Linked DNA regions of Mus musculus: region 1 is linked to region 2. A link is a loop called in an ENCODE intact Hi-C map of the cell type or tissue named here. Cell type or tissue: heart. All regions are shown on one strand. Each heading gives the region's core, and the rest is flanking DNA. Links, peaks and the distances in the headings are about the cores only.

Region 1 (14,977 bases), core at 4,483-8,482, 240 kb before region 2:
TGAATTCACTGGCATTGGATATGGATCGCACATGCGGGGTTTTACTGGCCTACAGAATCATTTGTGTGAGGTCCTTGCTCCGTTTGATAGCTTGTTCTGATTCAGGGTAGTCTTCATTGTTGGGACCTACTGGTTGGGTTGAGACTTGCAGGGCCTGTGTTTAACTAGACCTCTGTTCTTGGCTTTCTATAGCTGTGATATGCACCATGACCAAAGCAACTTGGGGAGGAAAGGGTTTATTTATCTCACTCTACAGGTTAACAGTCTATCATCTAGGGAAGTCAAGGCAGGAACCTGGAGACAGGACCTAAGGCAGAACTGTGGAGGGGAGCTGCTACCTGGCTTTCTCCCGCCTGGCTTGCCTGGCCTGCTTTCTTACACAGCTAAATGGCACCACTCATAGTGGCCGGGGGCCCTCCTACAGCAATCAGTAAGTAGAAAAAAAGCATTACAGACATAGCCGCAGGCTAGTTGGATCAAGACAATTCCTCTGTCTAGGTTTCCTCTCCCCAGGTCCCCTAGGTTGGGTCAAGTTGATAATAAACACTTGTCAGTATAACCGTATTTAATTAAATTAACTATCACTTGACTGAGAAAGAGTAAACCCATTTTGAAAAACATCAGGTAGCCTCTGATCTCTATTGTTCCCTGACCCGTTTGGAAACTTTTTGGCAGCCATTTTTATTTCAACATGGAGGAACGTTGTCTTTGTTTTATGTAGCCCAGGCTGGCTTCAAACTCAGTATGTAGCTGAGGATACTTCAAACTCCTGGTCTTCCTGCCCTCCCCTCTCAAAAGCCGATACTACAGGTGTGTGTCACCACATTTGGCCAGCGTGGTTTTTTTCACAGTGGCATTTCAAGGACAACATAGTTTGAGCTCTCAGATCCACGAGGCCAGTCGTGGAGCCTCGCCCCTTCCCAGTTCACCATCTCATTCCTATGAAGCTTGATTTCCATCTAGAAATATTTTCAGTATGTAGCTCTAAAATACCAATTTCCTTTCGTAAACAGTCACGGTGTCACATCTGATCACTGCACTGACACCCCAACCTCCCACCCCACCCGAGCCTTCCAACCCATGGGGGAGGGACACTCTATTCAAGCAGGAAAACAAATCACACGGCTCTACCCTGCTGTGGAATATTCAGTACTCACCTTTCCCCTGGTGAACATAAGTACTATAAAAATGTAGACAAGTTTTACACATGTTTGGCTGACGCTGAGAGCAAGCCTCGGTTTGGAGGTCTCCCCGACGTTGCTTCTTGGTGGGCTTCATTCTGCCTTCGCTCCTGTGGAAGAGGCTGCGTGTTTGCTGATTGCATTCCTCTAACAATTAGCGTGCTTCAGTGTCTGCATTTCCTGTAAGCTGTCGATTGAGTGGTGGATCGTGATCACCTTTTGTTTTTAAAGGTAGACATTGTGTTCTCTCTAGTGGACCTTTGAGTATTTGCGGTGACAATGATGTTCTTCTAATAGGTGCCTTTAGACCTTTAGAAGCACTCCTGTCTGCCTCTTCCCAGAGCTGTTTTCTATTGGTTCCCTACCATGAGTGACATTTAAATCGGCCACTAGTGTGCTCTCTGTTCCTTTTGTGCCAGGAGCTGGGGGTTTGAAGGAAGAAGTATCCACCCCCCCACCTCCCCACCCCCCCAGCTAATTATCTGTTTGCAGAACTTGCTCTCTCAGGTTTCCAAGACAGGGACTCACCTATTCTCCACTATCACTTTCTTTTAGTGCCAAAAGTCAGCCTGCATCCAGTGTTGGGGGCGATGACTGGTCTTGCGCCTCTTTCTGAAGGGATGCTCTGGGAGGCATCTCAATGATGTACTCACAGCAGCTTGTCTGTAGTCTTTGCTGGAAAGGTCACATGTCTCATAGAAAGCCTCAGCCATCCTGTCCTTGCTCAGGTATCTTTGTATCTTTATTTTTTTCCTGTATTGTCTTTTTGCCATCAAGTGCTGTCAAAGTCAGATACACTAATATGGTTTTTCTCTGCCTCTGATTTGGCCACACATTTACCTAGATACCCACAGGAATGCTTTCTTTACTCTTCCCAGGACAGTCACTTTTGAGAGTTCATCTTTTCAGAGAAGAGACCACAGCCTTGACATAAAATCCCAAGCATGGCTTTCATTTTCCCTCACTAAAGAGTTGTTGAAGATCAGAAGTTTTTATTATTCTCCAATGGCTTCAGAGCCAACAGCAGCATATGTTGGACTTTCTTTGTCTTCTAGACCTACCATGTTCTTGGAAATCCTTTTAGTTCCATTATCATTTATCTAGAGTCACATTTTTCCTCACACTCTGATCTTCTGGCCTCAGCCTCGCAAATTCTGGGATTACAGCAAGGGCCATTGCACTCTGAGATACATTCTTGTATTTGTTCTTGTGCTCTGTACTTTGGTGGTTTGGGTTGGTTTTGCTTCCTGAGACAGGGTCTTACCAAGTATCCCTACCTGGCCTGGAACTCACTATGCAGACCAGAACTCACAGAGATCCAGCTGCCTGTACCTGCTGAGTGCTAGGTTTAAAGCCGTGATCCACTATGCCAGTCTTTGATTTTTTTTTTTTGAAGTAGGTTTCATGTATGCCAGCCTGGCTTCGAACCCACGATGTAATTGTGGGTGGCTTTCAACTCTTTATTTTCCTTCCTGGATACTGGAAGTTCAAGGGTGTGCCACCAGCTGAAAGACTTTACTTTCTACATTAGAGATGTCCCCCAGCTTTCTCATTTTTCTTAACAACTCTTTGGAATGCAGTAGCAGATCTTTTGGGGAGGGCAGGTCAATACTGTCTCGTAAGTATGGCAGACCGGAGCTCTCTGCTCTTGTTTTAACTAAGCGATAATCTTACTCTTTCGGCCTCTCCTCAGTCCCTCTCTCCAGACCTTCCTTCTCCTTGCCCCTCTTCTGTCCTTGAATCCCATCCCCAGCTCTGTCTATCTCCCTTTGTGGGGCTTCATCTGGGGTTGTGACTTCTTAGGGATCAACCTCTCTCATTCCAGAATACTCCAGCACACTGAATACACATGCGTCACCATCTCCTCTGCACTTCCGGTCTGTGTGGTTCTCCTCAGAATAAACTGTGTGACAAGCTGCCATGTTTGCTGCTGGTAGTTTGTCCTGACCCTCTTGGAGGCACACAGTAGATCACACAGGGCTGTGTTGTCATATTTTGGGCTCCCAGCACTCAATCACATTGGGTTGTGATGTCAGACCCTGGGCGCCCCACACATAGAGGCACTCAGTGCTGTGATGTCATACTCTGGGCTCTCTGCTCATTGGTTCACACAGTCTGTGTGATGTCATACTCTGGGCTCTCGGCTCATTGGCTTACACGGGCTGTGATGTCATACTCTGGGCGGCGCCCACATGCACGCTGAATCATATGCAGATCAATGAGTCATCTGAAGTATCGAATTCTGCCTGTTTGCTCAGTTTTGAGACTGAGGTTCATCAGTTACATTGCCGGTAACTCCTGAAGCCAGAACAGCCCCCAAACTCTTTAAAGTTACCTTTTGGTTTTGTTAATTTATGGCTTTGCCAAGCTTGGACCAAAGTGAAATATGAAATGACTGGCTGACGCCTTTGAAAACACAATCTTCCTTAAAAATATAATTTAAAAACGTTTGTCGCCGGGGACAAGAGTTGTGTTTGTAAACGATCTGAAAACAGATCAGTGTGAAAGCAAATACTTCCTGCCCCTCTGACATCAGCTGTCTGCGCTATTGTTTACAACAGAGCATTATGGTGGAAGTCAGTCAGGAGAGCAGGAAGCTCGTTAGGGAGTTGTCTTTGAGGAACACTTGGTAAGAACCAGTGTTCTTTGCCATTGGCTGTCTGGTAAAGGATTCTTGAGTTCTGAAGGAGACAGTCTTTTTTTTTTTTTTTTTTTTTTTAGTTTTGAAAGTGTTAACACCGCGTCTACATGGTTAATACCATATAATAAAGGTATCACTGCTGCCTAATTGGGTACATTTCCACTCCCTCCTGCCCCCCGTGGAAAAGTTTGCATATTTCTAATTATAATCATTTGAAAAAAAATGTTACCAGGGGTTGACATATTCATTTAAATTTCCAGAAATCTCAAATTTTCTTCGTCCGATTTGAGTCTCTTCCACTTGGTCTTGATTTCAAATATGCTAACAGGTTCCTAGCCAGGCGTGGAGGTGAGCACCTTACATGCCTTTAACCCCAGCACCTGGGAGGTAGAGACAGGGGGATCCCTGAGCTAGAGGCCAACCTGGTCTACATAGGAATGCCAGGACCACATAGGCTCTGTCCCAAACAAACAAACAAACAAACAAGCTTACAATTCTAGAATGGGCTTCCTTTCCCTGTCGTCAGGGATGGTCATATTCTAAAGCTATGAGAAAGAACTAGAGTTTTCTCAGTGGACATACTGGATGGGTTGTTGTTGTTTATTGTTGTATTTCTCAGTTCTAGAAAACAGTTCAGTTTCAGGCATTTTTCTCTTGTTCCTTACAGGCACTCAGATCAGTTTCCACAAGGGAGAATTCCTTGAAAAGGGATGCAGGCTTAATGTGTGGTTCTGAGTAAATATCACCCCAGAAAAATTAAGAGAAAAGTGAACACTCATTAAGCAAATTGACCACCAGCAAGCGTTCTGATGAGTGTTGAATCAAATCTGAATGCACCCATCTTGTCCATTAGTGTGCTTTTACACCAGGGCAATTGTTTGGCTCTAATTATTTTCTATTTTGCGTGTTTGAATGTAGAATGGCTACAGAATTAACTGTTGCCGGGCAATTATCTGATTAGCAATTGAGGAAAACGGTCACTGGTATCCGACCATTCACCAAGAAAAGCTGCTTTGGTGTAGGGCTCTGAGGGGACCCTGAAACAGACTGTTGGGAGCCAGACGTTTATTGGAAGGGTTATTCATGCTACATACATACAGACAGACAAGAGCATGGCGAGAGCTCACAGGAGAGTTCAGGCCCCAGTGTCGCAGACAGCAAGATAGGGTTCTGAAAGAGAGAGCAGCCTGGTCCCTTTTCAGAGTTCTCTGAGGGAAGCTGCAGCAAGGCTCTGCCTCCCTCGAAGGCAAAGTTTATTGCTATTTGAGGGAGGCAACCCTCCTGTTCAACCATGTAAGGGGACCCCTGCATAAGGGGACCCCCGTGCTTCATATTGCACCAGAGTGGGCTAGGAGGCCCCCAGCCCAGGGGGAGCATGGCAAGATGGGGGAGTGCCAGGCCCTCCGAGTCACTGAGCCAGATTGAGGTCTGATGCGCTGCAGAAGTTGTCTTTGCCACCAGTGTCACTGTTCTGGAGTCCTGTAGCTGTGACTGGTGCATTCTGTAACATTTCCCACTTGAAAGCTCGGGGATTTGAGAAATCTGTGCGCGCACGACTGGCTGCCAAGGCTTGTCAGGGGGACCCAGCGCGAGGCCGATTTCTAGGTGTAAAAGCCAGGCAGATTTGCTCACTCAAGAAAATCTGTCTCTGCAGGTTTTCCCTGAGTTCCAAGATAGAGATCCTGGTACGGCTTCTTGCTACACTAATGGCTGGTGTCCTGAGTCTCAGGGGTTTTGGGTTTTGTTTTTGACTGACTACTGTGTAGGTCAGGGGGCTACCATACCAGTTCTTCAACGGTCAGGACCAGCCACACCAGGCACGCCTGGGACCAGGTAAAGACGCCAGCCCGCTCTCTCCCCCAAACCTGCTGCACTGGAAATAATAGCAGCATGGGTTTCCAGTCCTTGATTTAATAAGGCCGTCAGAGGAAGCTGCTGCAGGCTGAAGGCTGAGAACCCCCAGCTATGAGGGGGTCAGAATGCCTGGGCTTCATCCCAGCACAAGGCCCAGGGCCTCTTAAGTCCCCCGATGCTCAGACAGGGTGCAGTTCTCGGTTCTCCTTCTGACAACCTAAGAATGGTAGACGGGAGTTTCAGTTAGTCCAGACAGGAAAGCAGACAGCTACAGTACTGAGGGGCTGTGCAGAGGTTTCCAGAAGCATGCGTGTGCGATGAGGGAGGCGAAGCCAAGGCCTTGCTGCAGGTGGTATTTTCAAAGGATAAATAGGGTTAGTACCTACCTTGATTCCAACCTTCCAGAGACTACACACCCAGTGTTGCTCACCTATGTGGGGGTATGAAGATAGCCCCTTGCGGGGCCTGGTTCCTACTGCCACACACACTTGCCTCCCGCTCTGCACTTACAGCTGCCCTGGCTTCCGTAAAGATATGTGGCTTCCTGGCCTCTGCTTACTACCTGGGGTACAGAGCACGGTGCTTCCCCTGACACTCCTTGGTGCATGCCAGTTTCTAGCTCCTGTGTCTCCCTTCACGATCCTCGTCCACCTCTAGGGTGGGTCAGGTCAGCTCCCTTGTGCTTCTCGGCTCTTCACACTTCTCACACAGTAATTATAGAACTGTGTAATTGTTGGTTTATGGCCCAGCCAGGAGCTAAATATAAACAGCGCGGGTGGGCATGGGGAGGTCTTGTACACTGTTGCTCTAAGGGCCCAGCACACAGCCAGACTTCAGTGTGGTATTTTTGAGTAATGGGGATGGAGGTAAGGTCTAGCCTTTACCCTTATTTCAAGAACACCTGAGCTTAAGGCTACATGATAGCGCTCTGATTTTGCTGAGTTTTAGGAAGGGCTAACTGGAAGCTGGTGCTGCTGCAGTAGCGTCTTCTTGCTTGCTTGCTTCTAAGCTCAGTTCTGGCTCTGGGATGCAGGAGAGAGCAGGTTCTCGAGGGCTAGACTTCCAGGAGAGATGGCAGAAGGAGAGAACCTGTACTTGGAGATCTTGGAGATGCTGTGATGCAGGGTCAGAGGACAGCAGCCTGCACTGGAAAGATCCTGGGAAGGTTGTCATGGAAAGGAGTGCTGCCTTACTCTCCCAGGGCTTCTGAGAACGGCTACCCACTTTGTGCCCAGAAGCAGTGATGAGGTATCCTGTTCTTCCCACACAGTAACAGAAGAGAGATGCAGGGACTAGAGAGATGGCTTAATGGTTAAAAGTGCTTTTTGCTTTTCCAGAGGAGTCAGTTAGGTTCCAGCAACCAGCAACTCACAACCACCTTAGCTTCAGGGGCCCAATGCCCTCTTCTGGCTTCTGAGGGTGTCTGCACACAGACAACAGACATATGGACAGAGACACAGACATACATACACACATAGACACACACACACACACACACACACACACTGAGGTAGACAGACAGACAGACACACACACACTGAGGTAGACAGACAGACAGACACAGACACACACCAATAAAAATGTAAAGAAAGAAGCACCATTGGCCTGTTAACTGGTTTTGCTCTGGCTAAAGCTTTGTATTTACTTTCTAGAAGGTGACAGCTTGGGGACTCCATCTCAGCAGCAGCAGCTGCAGCCGTAGATGGGGGCATTTGTTTAAAATAAGACTCAGTCTCATTGGTCTTTATGAGAGGCATTAGCAGTAACATTCACGCATGTCACTTATAAAAACAGCGTAGCCTTAAGAAACTTTTTTTTTTTTGAAGATGGTATTTCAAGACCCAGGGAGTTAAAATGCTCACATGATTATGGAAATCTTGCTTTGAGTAAAGAAACTAGTAATCTATTGACTATTTGAAATTATTGGGTGTCTGTACACATACTCTGTTTTTCCAATGCTAAGGTTTGAACCAGGGGTCTTGCTTGTGCCTGCTCTCTAAGCACTCTGCCACTGAGCTACACACCGCATGCCCCGCAACATACTTTCTTATAGCTGTTGTAAAATTCTGCTTTGGTTCAATAAATTAGTAGAACAGTCAATTTAGGAACAAAAGCTGTAAGATTTTAGGAGGCATGTACGGAGCTGACTAGGGCGGTTGGTGCCCTCGAGGGATGTGATTTTTGTTTCCCATGTCTGTAGTTTTAACGTCTTCATCAAGTACCATTTTCCTCCTAACTTAAGGGAATTCTGTATCCCCTTTCCCTCCCCCTGCCTTCCTGCTTCCTCCGGGCTCCAGGAGTGTTTTCTTTGGTACTTTCTCTGGTACTTCAGGTGCCACTAGGTCCTTATCTTCTCGCTGTGACATCACCAGCAGCATTACCTAGGTTCTGAAGGGAATTAGAGATGGTGCGAGGATCCCAAACAACTCTACTCATGGCTTTCCGTCATCTCCTCTGAGGCCTGGGGAGGCCAGTTGGCTTCCCCAAAGCTTCACTGCTTTGGCTCCGGATCCCTGTGTGGCTCTGAAACCTACACTGAGTGTCCCTGTATTCCTGTGCTGTCACCTGCTTACCCAAGCTCAGGGCAGCACCTGGCACTTATACCCTCTGGTCAGGCTTTAATAAGTGCTGTATAAAGTTACAAAGTTGGACAACTCCCCACCCCTACCCTTCTACCACCACCACCCACTCCCAAGAACTTCAGGCCACAACTGCTAACTTTTTTTGATCCTTGCTTTTTTTCTGGGGATGAGCGCATGCAGGCCACCCAGGCTGTGCCTCTGCCCTTGACCAGAGACTATTTTCCTGCCTTCTGAGAAGGCCTTCCACCAAGAAGGGTGCTTGGAGTTCCTCAGGGAGCCCCTTTAAGCCCTGCGAGTTCGACACAGGCTTGCTGTCTTCCTAGAAATCTCCAGCGCCTACACAACAGATTCTCCTCTTTGGCAGGGTAACGGGAAGGCGAGTAGAGATGGCTCAGTAGGGATTCGCCCCCCGGCCTGTTACCCAGGGCTGCAATGCACTGTCGCCCCGGAATAGAAGTCCTGTGGTAGAACAGTTAACAACTGCCTCTGCCCTTTGCTCCAGCAACTGCCTGAGATACAATTTCTAGTGGGAAACATGACTGCTTTAGTCCCCACTTCTGTAAGATGACATCTTGACAGTAGAAACAGAAGGAAATTTTCCTGTTTGCAAGTTGTGTGGGAAAAGGGAAGGTACAATTTCCCTTACTTGACAGGTTCCTTTAAAAGTAGGTTTTAGAGTATATTTCTGAGTAAAATGTATTGACTTGCCCATTATGAGGAAAATTAGCATATTCATCTAGTTTAGTCGAGTATAATTAATGCGCAGCATCTCTCAAAGCTAGAAAGTCAGAGAGGCCCCTCTCCAGAGTGTTGATCGCAGTTGAAAATGCCTCAGGGAAACCATCCAAATGTCAGGATGGGGAGAAAAAAAGAGAAGTGTGGCCCAAGCGCACACTGGAGCATTAGTCAGCCTTGAATAGGGATGCGGTTCTGGCACGCTACAGCATAAACGGGGCTCTGTGACTCTCCGAGGGAAACACGGAAGTCACCCAAGGACTAATAGTGCATGCGAACTCTTATTCCAGGCACCTAGGAGGACAGATTCATAGAGATAGAAAGTGGATTGGGAAGACTCAGGGAGAAAGGAGCATAGAGTTACCAGCTGGCGGGTGGGGAAGACAGGAAACGAGTGGAAGTGACCTGTGACAGTCACTGCCCAGCCTCGTGAATGTCCTTACTATTACCTCTCAGCTGCATACTTACAAATGGTTAAAGTGGTAATTAAATATTACGCATATTTTATCTAATACATTTCTGAAATGCCCCGATTGCCATATGCGTGTACATATGTATGCGTCTGTGTGCATACACACACATGGATGTGTGAAAATGTTAATCATTTCTTACCTAATGTCTCATTCGACACCATTAGAACTTGATGCTGGAGGACTGGAAACAGAGCCTAAGGTCCCCCAAGCTTTATTTGCAGTCATTTATTTTATTTTATTTTATTTTATATTTTGGCTTGCCACCATTACTACCTTACATTCTCTCCGGGGCCTGCAGGATTGGCATGTGGCAGAATTCTAAGACTCCTGAGAGAACATGGCAAGCCGAGAGGGCACCACCTTATCCACACGCACAGGCCACGCCTCTCCCTCCTGACCTGGATCTGTGGCCAACTCCTTCGTAGATCCCTGCAGGCCCCGTGTGCGCCGTGCAGCCAGGGAGGCAGCTGGGAGTCTGGACATGCTGAACTGTCTGTGGCCTGGAGTCTGACTGTCCTGCTGTAGCGCGTGGCTGAGCTGACCCTTGCCTCCCTTCTTGACCTGTCTCCTGCTTTGTTCTCGGTGTTCTGGAAGTTAAGGAAGTCGGTGTTGAAAGATGTGGACAGACAACCCCCGACACCATCCCCAGCCAATGGCCGCACAGATGATGGCCGGGTTCTTGTTCTGGTGTTTATTAGAGAGACCACTCCTTAGTGCTGCTTATCTGGTTCACATTACAGTAAGTGCTTTCCAGAAATCAAAACACGGAAACCTACATATTTACAGCAGGGGCTGTGCTGGGCGATGGGGAAAAACCCAGTGGAAATGAGAAAGTTCCTCCGCTGAGATCTGCGATGGAGCCACATAGACTGTCCATGTCAAACCCAGGGCTTGCCTCATTCCCCCAAGGCCAGGTTCATAATGGCTGGGGAGAGCTTCCTCTCTTTGGGCGTCTTTGAGCCAGGGTCAGGGGGGGCGTCCTGTTTCCTCAGACACTCATAGTTGGATTTTTCTTAGGATAAGCAAGCAGGGACTCTTTTAAAGGAAATATTTTTCTTGGGAAAACCTGAACTTCTAGAAACCGTATCTGGAAGAAGTTCTGAAAAACAATTAGTTAAGAAGACTCCTCCTCATTGGTGTGTGTTGGACCGGGAATCACTGACCTGGTGGCACCTGGTTATGCCACAGGGATTTGAGTACCTTCCATGTCCAGCCCCAAATCTTTAAGGAGAACCCTTTATCTTTACCCCTTGTGTTCTAAGTATTTGATTCTGGGTCCCGGGTTTTTCAAAATAATGTTTATATTATATCCTAATTATCTTTAAGTTTTATCTATTTTTACTTTGTGTGTATGTGTAAGGGCATGTGTATGCCATGACACACGTGCATGGAGGTCACACGCTAACTTTAAGGAGTCGGTTCTTTCCTTCTCTCTTGTGGATCCCAGAATTGAATTCAGATCAGGCTTTCCAGAAAATGCCTTATCTGCTGGGCAGACTTGCTAGCTCTGGAATTTTAAGCAGACACCCTAGAGCCATCACCTAAGTTTCCTGTAGTGGTAGAAGAAGCTTAGAGACAGGTCTCAGCTAGCCCAGCTGGGCCAGGAGTTGATGGATGTCAGGGATGACCTTGAACTCCTGAGACTCCTGGAGGGGCTGGGATTGCAGGCCCAGGGGCCCCACCGCAGTATAGGAAGTGCTCCGGAGTTGAAGGCAGGGCCTTTGGTGGCTGAGATGGACTCTAACCACTGGGCTACACCATCAGCAGGTCCTGGACTGGCATAGCTCTTGAGACTTTTGGACTTTAATTCTTGGGTGAAGAGACTTCTGTCAGTAGAATTCAGACCGTCTGTGTATCTGTCTCCACCTGGGGCAGCCCTTCCTTTGCTAGTTGCTTGAAAACAAACGCAGGTCGTTATGGGTTTTATTTAAAATGTACAACTATTAAATCATAGTCGAACCAAGCATTTCACATTTTCACCCTGTCCCTCAATCAGCGCGTAGCTCTGCTTGAAAGCTGGTGTGTAAAGCCCTCAGAGTCCTTTTCAGTCCCTTAGCAGCGGCAGAACATGACATCTCTTTGATCTTGGGTATGCTTTTCAAAAGGCACAGGCAGCCTGGGGCGTCTTCTTTGCCACCAGATAGATAGTGTTTAAGATTTTGGGGTGGGGTTAGAGCACACCCCACTAAGATGAGAGCTCAGAGAATTGGAGAATCGAGTTGTTCTTAACAGCAGAGTGAGATTGGCGAGGGGTTGGAGGTGGGGTGGGGTACAAAAGCCAGGAGCTGGGTGCAGCTGGGCCCGCAGCTGGTGGCCCTCCAGAGACAGAGATGGGAGATCACCTCAGCTCAGGCATTGGAGACCAGCCTGAACAACATAGCAAAATTTTACTGATAAGATTAAAACAGTAGTAACAATCAAACCCCCAAAGCTGAGAAGCAGAAGCGCAGGCTACAGGAAAGGTGATCTGGGGAGGTGATTTTCTAGCCCCGGGCCTGCCCAGTGGTTAGGGCAGAAACTGCCGAAGCGAGGCAGAGGCAGGAAGGGTTCACATGCAGCAGAGCAGTTGGGTAGGAGGGGATGGAGAAGGTAGCCTCCCACCCCTGGCTTGCTTGGGCACCCCTGTTTGCTTGGGGCTTCCTTCTCTGGCGCTGGAGGACTACGCTTCTTCCAAGACCCCTGAGATTGCCCTCACCCCAGCCTCTTAGGCAATGCGACTGCAGGCTGCCCCTGTTACTTTTGTGAAACCTGGCCAAATCCGCCAGGCCTCACTCCACCGGTATTTCTCCCTTTGGACTCCTCTCTCGGTCGGTCCCAGCGGAGAGCCTCCGTCAACTTTGTGCTACAGCTAAATTTTCCTCAAAGGACTCGTTCCAAAATATGAGCGGCTTAATGTGTGTCTTACCCTAACTTGGGTGTCCTTGAGCCAGTATGGGCTCCTGTACCACTAGGCCACATGCAGCATTCCCCGAGCTACTTCTAGCTTGTCGGAGCTCTTCAATCCCCTTCCTCCTTCAGGGACCTTGGGCCTTGCCGTCTATAGCTCTGGTCTTTGTAATCTACCCCAAGCCCCAACCCCAGTAATTTCACAGACACTCCAGGTACCACCACTTTGGACTAGACGGATCCAAATATCCCTAAGTCTATTTTTCTTCTAATCACTTGACATCCACAATGTTCCATCACAGAGGCCTCTGACACGAGTGTCATCTTGTCTCCTCACTGTCCAGGGCCAGCTTGCCTGGAGTCCCCTTAAGCACTTAGAAATACGGTCCTCCAGCCATCTTGCTCTTCCTTGTTTCTCAACTGACTTTGTTCTAGTCTCATTTTCTCAGGGCAGACTCCCTCCTGTGGAAAAGCAGGTCCTGGGCTGGTCTCCCCACCCTAACTAACCCCCAGCTCGCTGCTCTTTTTCTGGGGGGGGGGGGGTTGTACTTGCGCTCTCTCTCATCCCACCCGCAGCCTGGCCGTACACTTTGTTCAACTTGAACTCTGAACTCCCGGAACCCCTTTCTGATCTCTGCTGACACTCCATCCCTTTTCACTTTAATCAGTTCACTTTAATGCAGATATTCCTTACGTTACAATAGTAGGAATGTTGATTTAAAAAAAAAACTTAGAAGTTATAAATGTATTTAATTAATACACTCAATCTGTCAGATATCCTAGCTTAGCTGAGCCTGAGACTCACAACTGTTAGCCCACAGTTGGGCCAACTAAGTTGAGCCCTTGTTAAAAAAAAAAAAAAAAAAAGGCACCCAAACACTCCATGCCCAGTTTCCAGTGAGGATGGCTTCTTAATGTTCCTAAGGTGAAGAGCCAAGGATGGATAGCCCTTTTGCCAGCACTGGCTTCATTGGTCTCTGGCTGGGAGCGTCCCTCCTCCAGCTGGGTGTGTGGTAGGCGGGTGTGCTCTTAGCCCTCAGCACTCCCTAAGTTAAATAGCGGGGCTGAGTTCCTGCTGGTCCTCGGAGACCCAGCTCACACCTGTTGTAGCAATTGCAGGCATGCCCACTTTATTAGGTTTACTTTCTCCTCCTCTCTTCTGCCAGCTAGCTCGCTTTTAAGCCAATCTTGACAGATACCTCTCTGCAGGAGCTGCTTTTAAAAACACCCTGCAAAGATACCTTGTCCTTTGTTTTGGGAGTTTTGAAACTGACTTAAGCGGCTGCATTGCTAGTGCTTGAAACATCAAGTTGGCTCATAAATCCAACAGACTCCGCACCAACTCAAAACGTATCACGTCTCTGAACGCTAGACAGAAATTTGCATTAGACAAGGGGTTGTTTCCTGGGGCCTGTGGCCTAGGAGACAGGAGAGTTTGTTTATTGTCTACACCTCTATGACCTTGGTGATGAATTCCGTCAGTACTGTTATCTTTGTACTACTGATTTAAATATGACCCAGAAAGCTCTTTGGAGACCTCAGAGTCTTGTGTCTGTGTGTGAGTGTGGTCACAACTGACCAGGAAGATACTTTGAAAGGCAGGTAGTCTTAGTAGTTTGAGCATAAAGTGATTTGATTTATTTCAAAGCACATGCTACCCTAAGTACATTTGATTTTTTTTTTCCTTTTAGTGTACAATATATAAAACAACAGGAAAGGATGACGGTCTTTGACACTACATGTAGCAAACATACCCGCTGTGGTGTGGTGTAGGATGGTGTTCTCGGTTACTGGCCCATCTCTTAGACACACCTTCTCATTCCCTACGCCTACTTGTTTATTGGGCACCATCTGCATTCCTGGACTCTAAGAAACTTGACTCTACAGAGACTGGTGCTGACTGTCCTGGAGGCTGAGCACTCACTGCAGGCCCAGCCCCTCATAGGCGTAGCTTACCCTGATTCCCTGACACCATCTACTTTGAAGATGCTCTCTTCCTCAAACATCTGTGTAGATTCCCCAGACTTGGGTATCATGGTTGCTTCCCCTGGAACCTTTCTTGGTCCTTCTGGGAAGCCCAATAGCTGCTCCCCTCTTTGATGGAACACATTGCTCCTTCCCTCCCCCTCTCTCTATTTCATTCATGTTATCTGTCTTCTGTGCAGGGCTCTGGGTTGCCCACCAGCACCGTCTTTTAGTTATGTGATAGATTCTTGCTGAAGGCATTGGCTTCTGCAGAGCAGCGTGCAGACAGACAGTGACCTCTGTGACCTGGCTTCCCTTAGTGTGCGGGTGACCCAGAGTCTCCCTATCCCTAGGATTGGCTTGAGGGCCCATGTGACATTCACTGAGCCCTTCCTTACTGTCCCCAGCTTAGTTCTATTCCCAGTATCCTCTTTGTAAGGACTCCAGGGTGTTGTAGGTAATTACCAGGATTCTTTCATCTTGGTTCTTACCCACTCTATTCCTATGGGGCTAGGCTGTAAAAGTCTGTCAAAAACAAAGTGACACTCCGGCCGTCAGACTTTCTTTTTACTATAAATGTAACTAAGCACAGAAACTGAGGAACATTTGAGCTACAAGGTCTAGAGGCTCTGTCTTCTCCTGGCCTACTTCTCCAAAACT
Region 2 (14,977 bases), core at 6,968-10,967:
CATGTTTGTTGTTGGAGTGACCTTCCTGTCCATGGGTGTTGAGAATGAGCCGGCAAGGATGATGGTCTGTGAAATAGGAACACCAATACTCAGAGAAAGTACGAGCTGGAGGGAAGATGGGCCACTACAAAAAACACCTAAGGACAAGATAGCTGGCAGCCTCTTCCTTCATCTGGAGCCACTTTGCCATCCTGTGCTGCTTTAGGACAAAACTTTCTAACAATTTAAAAATGGCACCCCAAGCCTTCTGATGGGAGGTTAAGCCTTCTAGCCCTGTGGCTCAACAGCCAATAAATGCTAGCACATATTCTCACCGTGGAAACATCAGACTAGAGTCAGAAAGGATTTGAGCAATCTCCCAAAGTAAATACCTTTTTAGGGGTCATGGTAAAAAAAAAAAAAGATTATATGAGACCTGAGCATTATCATATCCCACTGAGATGGCTATAAACTGGTAAAATATTTTCAGAGGACAGCTTGGTGCCCAGAGAACAGTATGTACCAAAAGCCTCAAAATACTGAATACCCTTTGGTCATCAGAGGGAGGAATTGCCCAATAAATCTAGAGTCTTTTTCACAAGGAATAAGCAGTCACAGCTCTGTACAAAGGCATCTGAAATCCCATTCATCCGCCTATTGTTTCTAACAGTAAAAACTGAAACCAATTTAAACTTTGTATCATAGGACTGGATGACTAATTAGCGTATGTTTGAAGCAACATCCTATATAGTCATTAAATAAATATATAAGAATATTAATTAATGGGAAAAGCTGCCCATACTACAGCATTCAATCGCTGATGTTCTAAAATGACTCATTTTTGTATGACACACATATATAAGGCACACGGGGATGATACATCCTCAGTTATTGAGAGAGGCTTTTTGTGCGTAGGAGAATAACATATAGTTTCATTTTCTTTTTTATGTTTATTTTTGACTTCCAACTTTCTATTAAAATTTATTATATTACACTTGAATGCAGATTCCTGCACATTTGGGTGCCAACTTGGATCCCACTCATTGATTTCTGTTCATTATGTTCTTCTTACCCAGCATCTCAGTGTCTTCTCATCCCATGACACAGCTCTCCACTTCTGTCATACCTTCCAGTTCGTCATTCTCCATCACTATAACCCGCTATGAGCTTAGCTCAACCACCCTCCCTCTCACCGGATCCTTATCTTTCCAGCTCTTTGCCTGTGTTTTTCCTCCAAGTCTCCAGCCCCACAGACATGAGCCATAACCTGGGCCTTCACCTCAGCTGGGTCCCCATTTCCCTCCTGACTCAGCTTGATCTCCAAGATCAACGGCTAAACGTTCTCTGCATAGACACTCCATCCCTTACCTCTCTCTTATGCTTCATTTTATGAACTTGGAAACAAACCCAGTGATGGTTAGTTGTAATTCTCTGCCTCTTCTGTGCCTGAATCTGTGCAGCTGAATTTAGCTGGAGAAGCTAAGGTCATTGTTGAGTGTCATTTGAAGTTCAGAACTGCCGACATCAAATGTGAACTTTCATGGTTTGCGCTTCCGTAACCTCCATTTGCATCCTTGCAGGAGGACCCTAATCCTGTCTTCTCATAGCAGAACATGGAAGCAATCAGAAAAGAACTTCAAACACCACCTCCACTTATGTCTTCCTACTCTCCAACCTCTGTGAATGAGCAAACCACTCCCCCAGCCAAAGCCACGCCCTCTAGCTGCCCACCGACATTGCTACCACAGTCCTTGTTCCCTCTGGATTTTTTTTCCTCTTTCTTGGCTTCATCCAACAACCTATGAACATTGTTATTTCTCCCACCCAGACCTTCCTTTGTCCCAGTTCTTCCTCCAACTAACCTCAAGCATTCTTCTCTTGATCACTAAACCCCTGAACAAGTTGTTAATCGCCCTCCATTTCCACCCTCATCACATTCACCACGTGACGGGGCTTTGACACTGTCAAACTTTTCGTTCATCTCTACTTTGCTGAGTCCAGCTGTCAACCTTCGGTTTTCACCCCAGTCCCCATCAGCCCCATCAAGAAGGTGACTATTTGCCACTGCTTAGCACGCTCCTTCCAATGGTGTCATGAGCCGTTCCACTCCCTGTTTTTTCTCCCAACCGGCTGCTTTTTCTCAGCATCCTTTGCTGCTTCGTCCGAATCTCCTTCCCAAGACCCAAGAGCTGCCGGGGAATCTCAAGGCTCAGTCCTTAGACAGACAGCCTCTTGTGTGTATGCATCCCTTTTTCTTTTCCCTTCTCTACGTCAATTTTAAAGTGATTTAATTACTTGTAATTTTATATATACAAGTGCTTGCCTGCATGTATGTCTGTGCACTACAGGTATGCTGGATTCCTATAGAGCTCAGAAGAGGGTGTTGGATCCGCTGGAACTGAAGTACAGAGAGTTGTGAGCTGCCATGTGGGTTCTGGGAACGGAACCTGGGTCCTCTGCTAAAGCAGCAAGTGTTGTTCACTGCTAAGCTACTTCTCCAGCCTGACAGATTTTCCAAATGATATTGGGGATAGCAGAGCATTGGATGCAAATACCTACCCTACACTTAATTACAGCCATGCTCAAAAAGTTCCAGGAAAGAAGATTTGGGGTTTGGTTTGGTTTGGTTTGGTTTGGTTTGGTTTGGTTTGGTTTGGTTTGGTTTGGTTTTGAGACAGGGTCTCAGCTTTGGCTGGCCTTTAATTTACCATGTAGACCAGGCTAGCCTTGAACTCAAAGAAATCAGGCTGCCTCTGCCTCCTGACTGCTGGTATTAAAGATATGTGTTCTCTATAACAGTTTTAAAATATGATATTTAACTTAGTTGCCATGCCTCCCAGTGAGAGGCAGGAGACCTCCCTTTCTGGCCTTCATGACCTCTTTCACGAACAGGTTCTGGCAGCTTCTGTGGCCTGTCATGTGGAACACTTGCCCCTGGGACATGGCTACCATGGGTAAGGCAGTCTTAGCCTGGGGAGCATCCTACATAGATAGGATGGAGGTCCCCAGCTAATAGTTCCACACAGAGCTTCCAGTTTATAGCCAACATGTACGTTCCAAGGCTATCCCAGCTAATGTCCCATGGAATAGAGACAAGTTGCCCCCACCAAGCTATGCCCATCTTGTAGACTTATGAACAGGGTGAAGCTAAGCCGCCAACCTTTGACACAGACTGCCACACAGGCAGAGAGCCCCACCATTGCAATACCCCCAGTCACTCCCTGTTTGCCACTTGGCTGTCTTTGCTGCTCCCTCAACACTCATAAATGTTCTTGTCTGGGAGCCTTGGCACTTGCTCTCGACTTTTGTGTCCAACATACACACCATTGTTTCTCTCTCATTCTCCCTCTCCTTGTACCCCCCCTTCTATCTCCTCCTCTATCTTCCCCTTCCTCTTCCCTTCTACCTTCCCCTCCCCCTCTCTTCCCCTCCTCTCTCTTTCCCCTCCTCCCTACCCCCTGCTTTTGAGTCATTAATCACTCTTATCTTTTCAGGAAGGACTTCCCTCCTAAACTGGCAAACCACAGGTGCTCTCAGCCCCTCCCCCCTTTCACTGGTTTTCTCCAGAGAAGCCGTCAGTGTCTGACACACTGCATGGTTTACTTATTTGGAGAGACCTCAAGTGACAGGAACCATCTGTTTCATCCCCTGCTGAATCTCTGTGTTGAGGACGTGGTCCCTCCTTGACTGATAGACACAGGCTCGCTGCAGATGCAGAGACAGCCTTACTAGTTTGTCCCCTGCCTCCTCCCCATCTCCTCTCCAGGGGGCTGACATCAGGCCTCATGCTTTCTACCTGCCTCCTGGGCTGGAAGTCAGATGCCATCAGGTATTCTCCACACTGACCATGTTCTCCTTGTGCTGGAGACAAGTTCTTTAAATCATATCTTGTGCTCATCTCCACCAGGAGTGATTGTGAAACTTAAGGCTCACACTACCAAGCTTCAGTGTGTGTGTGCGTGTGTGTGTGTGTGTGTGTGTGTGTCTATGTAAGTATCTGAGTGTCTGTGTGTCGTGTGAATGTGAGTGTGTGTGTGTGTGTGTATGTCTGTGTGAGTATGTATGTATGTATGTATGTGTGTGTCTGTGTGTCTGTATGTGTGTGTATGTGTGTATGTATGTGTCTCTGTGTGTGTCTGTGTATGTCTCTATGTATCTCTGTGTGTCTTGTGTGTATTTGTCTCTCTGTGTGTCTGTGTGTGTTTATTTGTGTGTATATGTGTGTAAGTGTATATATGTGTGTTTCTGTGTGTATATGTGTGTGTTTGCCTGTCTGTCTGAGTGTGTATGTGTGTATATCTGTTGTTTTGAGTGTGTGTGTCTGTGTGTATATGTATGTGTCTGTGTGTCTGTGAGTGTGTTGTGCATGTGTCTATGTGTGTGTATATGTGTGTGTTTTTGTATGTGTGTGTCTGTGTGTCTATGTGTATGTGTAGGTATGTGTTTATTTTTGTGTGTATGTCTGTGTGTGTATGTCTGTGTGTATGTGTGTGTATGTGTCTATGTGTGTGTATATATGTGTGTGTGTTTGTGTGTATGTCTGTGTGTGTGTGTATTGTGTATATGTATGTGTATGTCTGTGTGTGTGTGTGTGTGTGTGTGTGTTGAGGATGGGGGCATTATTCACCTGTGTGGTTATATATGGAGACCAGAGGTTGATGTTGAGATATTTCCTCAGTTTCTTGTTCACTTTATGTTCTTAGGCTAGGGTCTCACACTGAATCTAGAGATCACCATTTACAACCCTAGCAGCCCACGAGTCCCCAGAGCCTCCCGGTTACCCCCTTTCCTTGGATTGTAGATGTGTACAGCCATGCCCAGTGTTTACACAGCCTTGAGGATCTGAACCCATTCCTTACACTTGCTCAGCAACCACTTCACCGCTGAGTCATCTCCCCAGCAAGCGCCATTTTTACTAGCAAAAAATAAGAACGTAAATAACGACTGGGCTTGACTTAAATAAAGGAAGCCTTGACTACTGTGTAAAAACAACACCCAAATCCGGACACTTTAAATGTCAATCATTTACTGTGTCCCTGGCTCTGATATGAATGGGGTTGGGGGAGGGGGCCTCAGTGGGGACAGCTTTAGCATCCCATGGTGTCAGCTCCAGCAAATCAATCCAGAGCTGGCATGGGTGCTTGCAAATTTGTGCTTTTAGCATTTAAAGGATCCTCTCCATCTCACCAAACTCTGGCTTTCAAGTGTTAGCAGGCTTTATTCTCAAAACATTTCTGATTGGAAGCTATGAGAACCCATCACTTTCCTCAGGTTGCATAGCCAAGGAAGCAAAGGGTGCCTATAACCCATTGGCAGAGATGCCGCCCCCTTAAGGTGGTCATTTATGACAACTGAAAACTGAATTAATGCAATTATTCATGTGATTTTAAAAACCACATTTTTATTAATTCTTGGAGGACTTCATGCAATGTGCATTGACCACATTTGCCCCCATTATTCTCCTAAGTGCTCTCAGATTCCCCCCTTATCCTCCCACAACCCACTGAGTCCAATCTGTTCTGCTCATACATCATGGGTTCAAGGCCATCTCCTGGAGCTTGGTTGACCCACCAGGACAATCCCCTTGAAAAGACCTGACTGTTCCTCCCCCAGAAACCATCAACCCTCTACGACTCCTCAAGGGTGTGAGCTGACTAATGCCTGCCCACCCAGTGCTGGAATGTTGGCCAGCTTGATCTGGTTCAGGTCTTACATAAGCACCACAGCTGCCCTGTGATCGTGAGTACAACGGCCCTGCCATGTTCAGAAGATGCTGTTTCACTCTGGTTCTCCCCAGCCTTGAGCTCTTACGACTTTCTGCCCACCTCTCTGTGATGGCTCCTGAGCCCTGGGGTGTTGATGGTACAGACAGTTATTGCGGCTGGGATCTCAGCCTGCACGCGCTCTCTGCACTCTGGCCAGTTGTCCTCAGGTGACTTTTACACCTTCTGCATTTGTTCACTGACTAATTCCTTTAGTGAATCAGTAGCTGATTCATCAGTAGCTTCTGCCCAGGGGAAATGTTTATACCTATTCTTGAAAAACTGATGACATATAATTCCTTTAGCAAATAAGTAGGTAAATCAATAAAAAAAAAAATAATCACTAAATTTACAATGGATGAATGTCTTGTTGACTTTTGCCTGGGACAACCCTCAAAGCTTTGCACAACTTTATTTATTTATTTTTATTTTAAAAGCATTTGTAAACATTTATTTAATAGCAATCGGTAGGTCCTTGAGTACCAAGGCACTCATATAAAGAACAACCAAGAGGAGTTGATTCCATCTTTTGTATTACAATCTAATATTTTTTAATTTTACAAAAAAATACTATTAAAATGCAAGTATATCCCATCAGCAAAATGAAGGATTTTCAAGAAAGGATTTATTAATTTTTATTTTATACATATGAATGCTTTGCTTGCATACATGTATGTGCACCACGTGAGTGCCTGGTGTTCGTGGAGGCCAGATGAGGGTATCAGATCCTCTGAAGCTGGGGTTACAGATGGTCGTGAGTCACCATGTGAGCGATAGGAACTGAACCTGGGTCCTCTGAAAGAGTGGCAAGTGCTTTTAACCTATAAGTCACATCTTCAGCTCCAGTTTTCTCCTTTTCATATTTTTACAAAGGTAGATAGATCATGGGCTGATGAGCTGGCTCAGCAGGTAAAGGTGACTGCCACCAAGCTTGACAAAGCTGAGTTCAATCCCTGGCAGCCACATTCATATAAAACAATAAAATATAAAACAAATAAAATAAAATAAAATGTTTTGTATAAAATAAAACAAATCTTTTATAATCCTTTCTATATTTATATAATTATAGATTATAATTACCTCATGTGCATAATACATATTATATATTCATATATAATTATATATATAATTACTTTATCTTCCCCTTTCCTTTCCTCCCGCCAAATCCTATGTACCCTTCCCCCTTGCTGTCTTTCAAATTTATGGCTTCCTTTTTAAGATTGCCTATAGATAGATAGATAGATAGATAGATAGATAGATAGATAGATAGATAGACAGACAGACATACACAGTCTTTTTTAAAAAAAACATGCAGAAAGCTTATGGGGTATCGGTTTCACTCTGTTTTTACAAAGCAGTAAACTGAGGCAGACTAAGAACCTAATAACTGTGATTGAGGCAGGCACTCAGGCATTACTGTCCTGTCATGCTGTACACAGGACCGCGGTGACTTGACAATGAGGCAGGAGAGGCATCAGAGCCCAGGTCTATCGGGGGAGGATGGCTTCTACAAGAGCTCATTTCTATGCTGGATCCTAAAGGGCAAGTGAGAATGGAGTCTGATAAGGAGCTTGAGGCAGAATTTGCAAGAGTGCCTGCTGGTTTCCAGGCAGTATATACTCGGGAGAGGGAAGCCAAGAAGTGTAAGATGTGGCCTTTGACTTACAGACAGAGAGGTTAAATTGCTGAAACAGAATGTGTTCATGGCTAGCAGAGACGTGCATAAGCCTCGCCAGAGAGGTAGAGGAAGTCAGAATCAAGGCCAGGTCACTAGTTCATTGACGGCAGATGAAGTGGCCTTTGAGTTTTAATGCTGAAGGAGGAGGAAGAGTTTGCCAAACAAACGGAGTGGGGGGTTACATCTCTAGCAGAGGAAATAACGTATTTGGTGGAAGAAGTGTTTAAAAGTCTTCCTTTTGCTCTATGCAAGTTATTTTAATTTTTTATGACTCAATGTCCCACCTAATAATTGGGTATAATGATCGTCCTTATGTAGAACATCGCCTTGGGAACAAAAGCAGTAAATACTTGCAAAACACTTAGAGCAGGGTTAGTGCATTGTAAGTCCTGTCTGAGTTTTTATAGAGAGAGTAAACTGTTAACTAAAAACTCTTCAAGTCTCTTACATGTATGGTATGCCAGCCCAGTCTCCTCCAATCTAAAATCCTGCCATCAGTAGCTTCTGCCCAGAGGAAATGTAAGACTTGGCGTCTGACCTCCCTGGATTTCCTTGGCTCCTCAGGGCTTTCAATTCCTTTCAGCTTGGTGTCCTGCTCTCCCAGTCCCTGATGTCTGTGGAATAGCGGAAGGGTGTCCCAGGGTGAGCTGAACACGAATCCTGTAGTCATCAAGATCAGTCAGAGTCTTAAGATTGGCGTCTGACCAGCTCTAAGTGGCTCTAATTACATTTCAATGGAGCATAGAGTCAAATTTTGACAAGCACATAAACTTAATAGCTGATCTGCAGGCATAATTACCACCAGACTGATTTGTAACTGCCAGCGAATAAGCCCACGAGACGGTTATCCAAAGTCTTCCAGTTCAAAGACCGAAGTTGTGAGGATGAAGCCACTACAGCCACGTTGGAGCTAAGCGTCTGCTGCATTCGAGGCTCTAGACACAATGCAGGGAACTGAGCCATCTCAAAGCATCACTCGAATCCTGTTTGGCTGTTCTGATGCAGAAAAAGATAAGAAAGGGAATCAGTGTGGGGAAATGTGATATGCGGAACTCTAAAAATAAACTGCCTGTCCCTGACATCTGTGTTTGCAAACACACTGTTTAAAGCAGTGCTCTTCCCTCCGAAGGGCCAATCCCAAGATGACATCCTCCTCCGCGGTTGGTTTTTCCTGCGGTTCTCAACAGGAGGGCTTTCCCAGAGACCTCTTGGCTTCCAGCTTTTATTTGATGTCCCCCTTAAAAGAGTGGGCAGGATTATGGACATCGTGAATGGGTGATTTCAGAAACCCAGCTTCTCAGCCGCTCCACTGTTCTGCTACTGAGGTGATTCTGTGCTCCCTCGTCTCTGATGGCGTCCTTCCCGGCCCTCTTGAAGAGAGTGTCACGGTGCGTAATCCCAGATCAGGTTTGAATCAAATAAATGACACATGACGCGGTGGCCAGATGTTCGCGGGTGAGAACCGGAGCTAAGTTCACACAATTGTTCTGCCTCCTCGCTTTCCGCCGAGGTTCTTTCCTGTGGGCTGGAGATGGTATTGGCAGCAGCTTGGCTCCGCTCTCCTCCACCGCCAGCCCAGCCTGTGCTCCAGGGGCTGCTCGCAGGCTGCCTTCCTCTTCCTGTGCAGCTGGTGTTTGCAGAAGGACGCGATTTGGAAGTTGATTTATTTACTTTGCTTTATTTATTTTTTTTTATGAATGGACATAGATGGCTGTTGTTGAAACAATCAATCTACTCCGGTGAGATGATTATAATTTAACAGAAAAACATGCTTCGGGGCCACGTGCAACATTAAGGCTTAGGGCTTTGGCAACGTTCAAATGAACTGTCCTGTTCAGAGTAAAATCTGAGGATATGTTGCGTCTTTAAACATAAACCCAACTGAATGGGTTGGGTCTTTGGCTCTACAGACTGGGGCCTGTGAACGAGGCAACACTTTCGATTGTAGAAGCCAAGGGCTACTGTTCAGGTCACTTCCTTTTGTCCTTGTTGTCCTCACTCGGGGACTTACAGGATGCTTATATGGCCCCAAATATGGAAAAAAAAGAGAATATTCCAGAAAGTGCCTCCTCCTCTTGGGCTAATTCCTCTTCTCAAATCATTTTGTAAAAGTCTGAAGATCTGTTGCTGGAGAGATGGTTTGACAGTTAAGAGTGCTGACTGCTCTTCCAGAGATCCTGAGTTCAATTCCCAGTAACCACATGGTGGCTCACAACCACCTGTAATCAGATCTGATGCCCTTTTCTGGTGTGTCTGAAGACAGCTATGGTGTACTCTTATGCAGAAAATAAATAATTCTTTTTTTTTTTTAATGTCTGCAGATTTAAGACACAAACATGGCAGTCACGTAAATGATAGGCTGAGGTAGATACCTTTCCTTTAAAGAGTTTATCCATATTTTGAAAGCAATATAAAAAGCATTAAAGGCATAGTCAGCCATAATTCATCCTTTCCTGCTTCTTTTTACCATGGCAGCCATCAAATTCAGCCACCTGAGGAACTATCACTTTTCTACACAGATGTACCATTCAAAGATGGACTTGCTTCTTAGATATGCAGATAATAGCATACAATACACATTGTACTCCGCTTTGCCTTTTCCTCTGAACAACACATCAGATGGAGGTGTCTTTTCTGCCCACGAAGCTGTCAGGAGAGAGGTTGCTCTTCGGCTCAGTGAGCTGCATCTGGCTCTGGCTTGTTGTACTGACAACATGCAAGGTGCTAAGCCAAGCTGGCCTTCAGCACAGGGCTTCCCAGCCTGAAAAGATTGGAGTCCTAGTGGAAACCTTAAAAAGATGAATAGCATCAAGTATCAAGTGGGCAAAGGAGGAAACGGAGGTCTAAGGGTATCAGACAGAACGTGGTGTAAGCTGACAAGTTGAAAGAAAGGACACTTTTCAGGCTTGCAACATGGCGGTCCATTGTTTCCTTCTCGGCTTTGGTAAGCAGAAGAAACTTACTTGCTATTATAGCATCATTTTAGCACGATAGAGATCTTGAGGGGGCAGAAAAGATGGCACAGTTGGTAAAGTGCTGACTGGGCAGACATGATGACCTGAGTTTGGATGTTCAGTATCCATGTAAAAGCCAGCAGAGGCATGCAACGCATGACCCCTGGCTGGGGAGGCAGAGACGGGCAGATCTCCTGACACTCATTGATCACCCAGCTCGGTGAATGTAACGGGCTTCAGTGCAGTGAGTCCTTGTCTCAAAAGAGTAAAGTGGATGGTGAGAGAGGATGACGACACCTTCTGGTCTGCTCATGCAGCACATACATACATGTGTCCACACAAACATGTACATTTGGTGCATATGCATATGCATCCACAAAAATACATAGGACACATATACCCATGAATCCACATACATGCAACACATATGCACATGTATCCACACAAACAAGTACATCCATCACATATACACATGCATCCACATAAACATATACATGTAAAACATATGCACGAGTCCATAAAAACATATACATGCTGTGAATATGCACATGCATCCACACAAACATGTACAAGCAGCGCATGTGTACACATGCATACATGTAGTATATTTGCACATACCCTTACACAGATGTACACATATACACACTTAAAAAAATAAAACCAAACAATAAATTACTTACTTAAAATATCTTTAGGAACAAAATGGCCCGAACAACGTGAGAAAGGCAGAAAGGTAGCAAGCTGTAGAATGAGGTAATATGGGCATTAATGCTGGATATACCAGATATTAGTCCATTCAAGTCATTTAACCCGTTATTATTTTCTTTTATATAGAATAGAAATACACCTTAGGGCACTCTTGCGTGTACCCAACTCGCCAGCAAGAACGACACTGCAACAGGATCCTTCTGCACACGTTTAATGGGAGATCTTGATTGCAGAGGCGAAGAGACCCCGAGCCCAGAACTGGTGCTGCTTATATAGGCCTAGGAGAGGCATGTCTCACACCCGGATTGGTTATGCACTATACCTCATTTGCATGTTCCTCATCTGATTGGTTATTCTCTCTCAGTACCTCACAGAACCTCATTAACATACCTCATTTGCATGTCTCACATCTGATTGGTTATACTCTCAGAACCTCATTATCATGCCCAGGCCAGGCAGTGTCTTGGCAAAAAACTTTACTGCATATGTACACATTGGTTGTTTGCCCAAACTTATGCGTGGTGGCCAGTGGTAGCCAGCGCCACCTTGCAATGGCACATGTGGCTTCCCAGAGGGCACGACAGAGACTTTTTTGTGTTTTCAAATTAGGCAAACCTAAGCATGGTGGTAGACCGAGGCAATCCTGCCATTTGAAAAGTTGAGATGGGAAGGCCAGGAGTTCAAGGTCACTCTATAGCAAGTTCAAGCCTGCCTGGGTTACATGAGACCCTTTCCTTGGCAATACAGATGCTAACCGTTACTGTGATAGGACTGCGTACCAAACAGTCCTGGGTCACGGGCACTTGTTTTTTCGCTGTGGTTTGGCTACAGTCAGCTACTGTTGGCCATTCTGTCTGGCCTCCAAGCTCTGAGTCAGGCTCAGGTGTTCTGTTCCTGTCTGGTTTTAAAGGGTAACAACTGAGGGCACGCTCACTGTAGAAGGCAGACCATAGGAAGGCTGGCAGGATGAACCATGATTCAAGTAGCCTCAGTTTATAACTAGCATGTTACCACTCTGTTGACTTTATTTCCTGGTTTTATTTTGGTTTGTTTTGTTCTGTTTTGTTTTTGTTTTTTGTTTTGTTTTGTTTTTTTGGACAGGTTCTCAATATGTAGCTCAGGTTAGCCTTGAACTCATTATATAGCCTAAGCTATCCTAAAGCTAGCTAGAAGTGAGCCACTTGTTTAGGCCTTCCAAGTGCTGGGTGGGATTTTAAAAGTGTATTATTACTACACCTTGGCTGCCCACAATCTGTTAACCAAAACATCACATCGCCAGGGCCAAAGTCATTGTGGTAAGAATAGCTAACCACTGCCAAGATAGGGATACACTAGCTCTCTCTTGCAGTCCCAAGGGCCTAGCAGACACACAAGAATAAGGTCTGGGATCAAATAGAAAAGAAATAGCACTAACTCCATGATGATTCTAAAATAGACCCTGAAACTAACATTTTCACGCACAAAAAAAATGTTTAAAAGTCAGTTTGCAATTTTGTTCTAATCAGAGTTGACAGATATAGCTCCTCTATGAATTTGAAAACAGGTGTCCCTTCTACCCAGATGTGTACTCAGGGTCAACAGCATGGTTCAGGTATAACAGCAAAATCCTTCTTCCGTGGGGACAAACCCCAGCTCTGCACAGAGCCCATGGCTGGGGGCTGTGAGCAGGGGAGTGTTACACGCAGGAGCCCCTCGGCTGTGCTCACTGTGCAGTGTACAGCCAGTGCACCATGTGCAATGTCGTTGCTCCTGAGAGTGGAAGGTGGTTTGGAAGTCTCATCCTGCATGGCTCTCTGCATCTGAGTCCAGACCCAGGCAACATGGAGACCTAAAAGCTTGCCCACAGTTCTGGGGCTATGAGCTGGTACCACAGGGAGATGCCCAGACTCACACAACTTAATTTCTTTCATCCTGATTGACAGGATAAGCAGAGGAAGGAAGAGGAGGGAATTTGGAAGAAGTCTTATAAGACACTGATGTTATAAGCCTGAGTGGGGTGCTAGGCAACAAATTAGGGAGCCACATCTCAGGGTGGGAGACCCTCCTGTGTTTACACACGGAAGTGATGGGAGAAATAGGTAGGATTCTATCCTGAGTTACTTACTTGGAGATTAACTAATGAGAGTTCCGGAAGCAGTGACGCCACTGGGCAGAATATTAAGTTTCTCACAATAGTCATGGAGATTTTAACCCTAGAGGGGATAGGGAGAAACAGAGGAGGCAGAAGGGAGGAGAGAAATACCCAGCAGGGGAGGAGGATAAAGACAAGAGCTATGTCTGCTCTGGTCCCCAGCATCAATACTAGGGCTTGGCCTGAGAAGATGCTCACAAAATGAGCATGGATGTGTGGGAGGGAAGAGGGCAGAGAAATTATGACCTCTGTGACTTTACATAGAACATTTCTTAGTGAGAATGACAGGACATCTTCAGTCTCCACCAGCCAGTTTCATATTGTACTTGCAGAGCCATGTCGTGAGTGTGCAGACACACACACACACACACACACACACACGCAGGCACACACATATATGCACACAGATGCACGGACACAGGCACACACGCGTGCACACACTCCTTACTTAGCATCACTCACCCATCTGGTCCATCCTTGCTTATCAGCATCTGAGATCTGCAGCCTCCCCCACAAGCCCAGCATAGATGAGCACACCGGCTCGCTTGTCCTCCTCTCTTTGGTTTTCCTGTTTGCTTGCATGTGAGAGTCTGTTAGATACTTCCTTCTAGGCTTAATTGCCAGCTGACCTGGGAGTGTATGAATCTGCTTTCTCAGGGCCTCTAGCTCCAGTGACTCTGCAGTGGCACTCCAGGCTCCCCTCAACAAGACTGGAACAGTAACAGCTTCCCCGGAGACAAGAATGACAAGTACCGCACCTACTGTGGAGACAAAGACCCCTGAAAAGGGTTCTCCCTGTGGGGCCATCCTTGGATGCTGCCCAGATACAAGGTTCAGCCTCTTCTTCCTCTTTAAAATATGGCCAGGTCCAGTCAGATCCAAAGTGATCACACTGAGGACTGAGTCCCATCACTGGGCCACCCAGACACTTCCAGAGCCATTCAGGATCCAGCTGCTGGTGTGGGGGACTCAACCTCTTGGGAATGGCATGTTTATTTTGAAACCATTGTGAGTCTTGATTTGGTATAGTGAAAGAAATTAGTGCTTGTGAATATGGCCCAATTATTACTGCATTAATTCTTCCAAATTAGCAGCTGACATTGGCTGGGTAGCAGTCAGGACATTTCAATAGGTTCAGCTGGAAAGTTCTGTGGCTGTGGGGTCACCCCACCCCCACTCCAAGCCAAATGACACCTCCCTGTCTGGATGACCTTCACAGCAAGGGTGAATGGCACTATTTTAAAGGCATCTGGAAGTGCACAAACTAAGGTGTGGTGGGGAGAGGCCCCAAAGTTAGCCACCACCTTGACATCATTGATATCCACATTAGCCCATGGGTTCCAGATCCTTTGAAAATAGGAGGAACTATAGCTTGCTCTGGAGGAATAGAGTCCCAACGCCTTCTCATCTTCTCATGGGCTAAGCAACTTAGTGAGTTTTCACTCTAAGTCAGCAGTCAAGAACACTCCCTGCAGCAAAGAGCAATGCCAAGGACAGAGGGGATTCTCTGATGGTCGTTAGGAACCAAGTTGGATCCTGTCCGAGTTCAGGTATCAGAGCCCAAACTCCCACTATCCAAGAGTGTATTTTGGAAACCCAGGTGATTAAATCAAAAGACTCTTGAGTTGGCACCTGGTTGAACAGGATTCTCCAGGGAAAGAGAATCAATAGGATGCACCCATGACACAAGGACATGAACACACACACACACACACACACACACACACACACACACACACACACAAATACGCTTGAGGCAATTGGC

The links. A loop is a pair of places that touch in the nucleus more often than their neighbours do. Peaks named below come from ENCODE experiments on the same cell type or tissue, not always from the same donor. Only the 100,000 strongest peaks of a DNase experiment are listed, where the experiment ranks them.
Region 1: a loop joins it to region 2, with 2.7 times the contacts of the local background. A loop is called at or near these places in 2 of 42 quality-filtered maps.

What each region holds. Positions count from the first base shown.
Region 1 is chr5:75,586,427-75,601,403 of GRCm38, forward strand. The region is part of intron 1 of Kit (KIT proto-oncogene receptor tyrosine kinase); the gene reads left to right. Among named protein-coding and RNA genes, the nearest start is that of Kit, 19 kb to the left of the region's middle. In heart, for the core only: no CTCF peak of the experiment used is centred there; no DNase peak of the experiment used is centred there.
Region 2 is chr5:75,826,881-75,841,857 of GRCm38, forward strand. No RefSeq gene overlaps it. Among named protein-coding and RNA genes, the nearest start is that of Gm32727, 140 kb to the right of the region's middle. In heart, for the core only: no CTCF peak of the experiment used is centred there; DNase peaks (open chromatin) are centred at 8,051, 8,451 and 8,931; H3K4me3 peaks cover 639 bases; H3K27ac peaks cover 520 bases; H3K27me3 peaks cover 210 bases.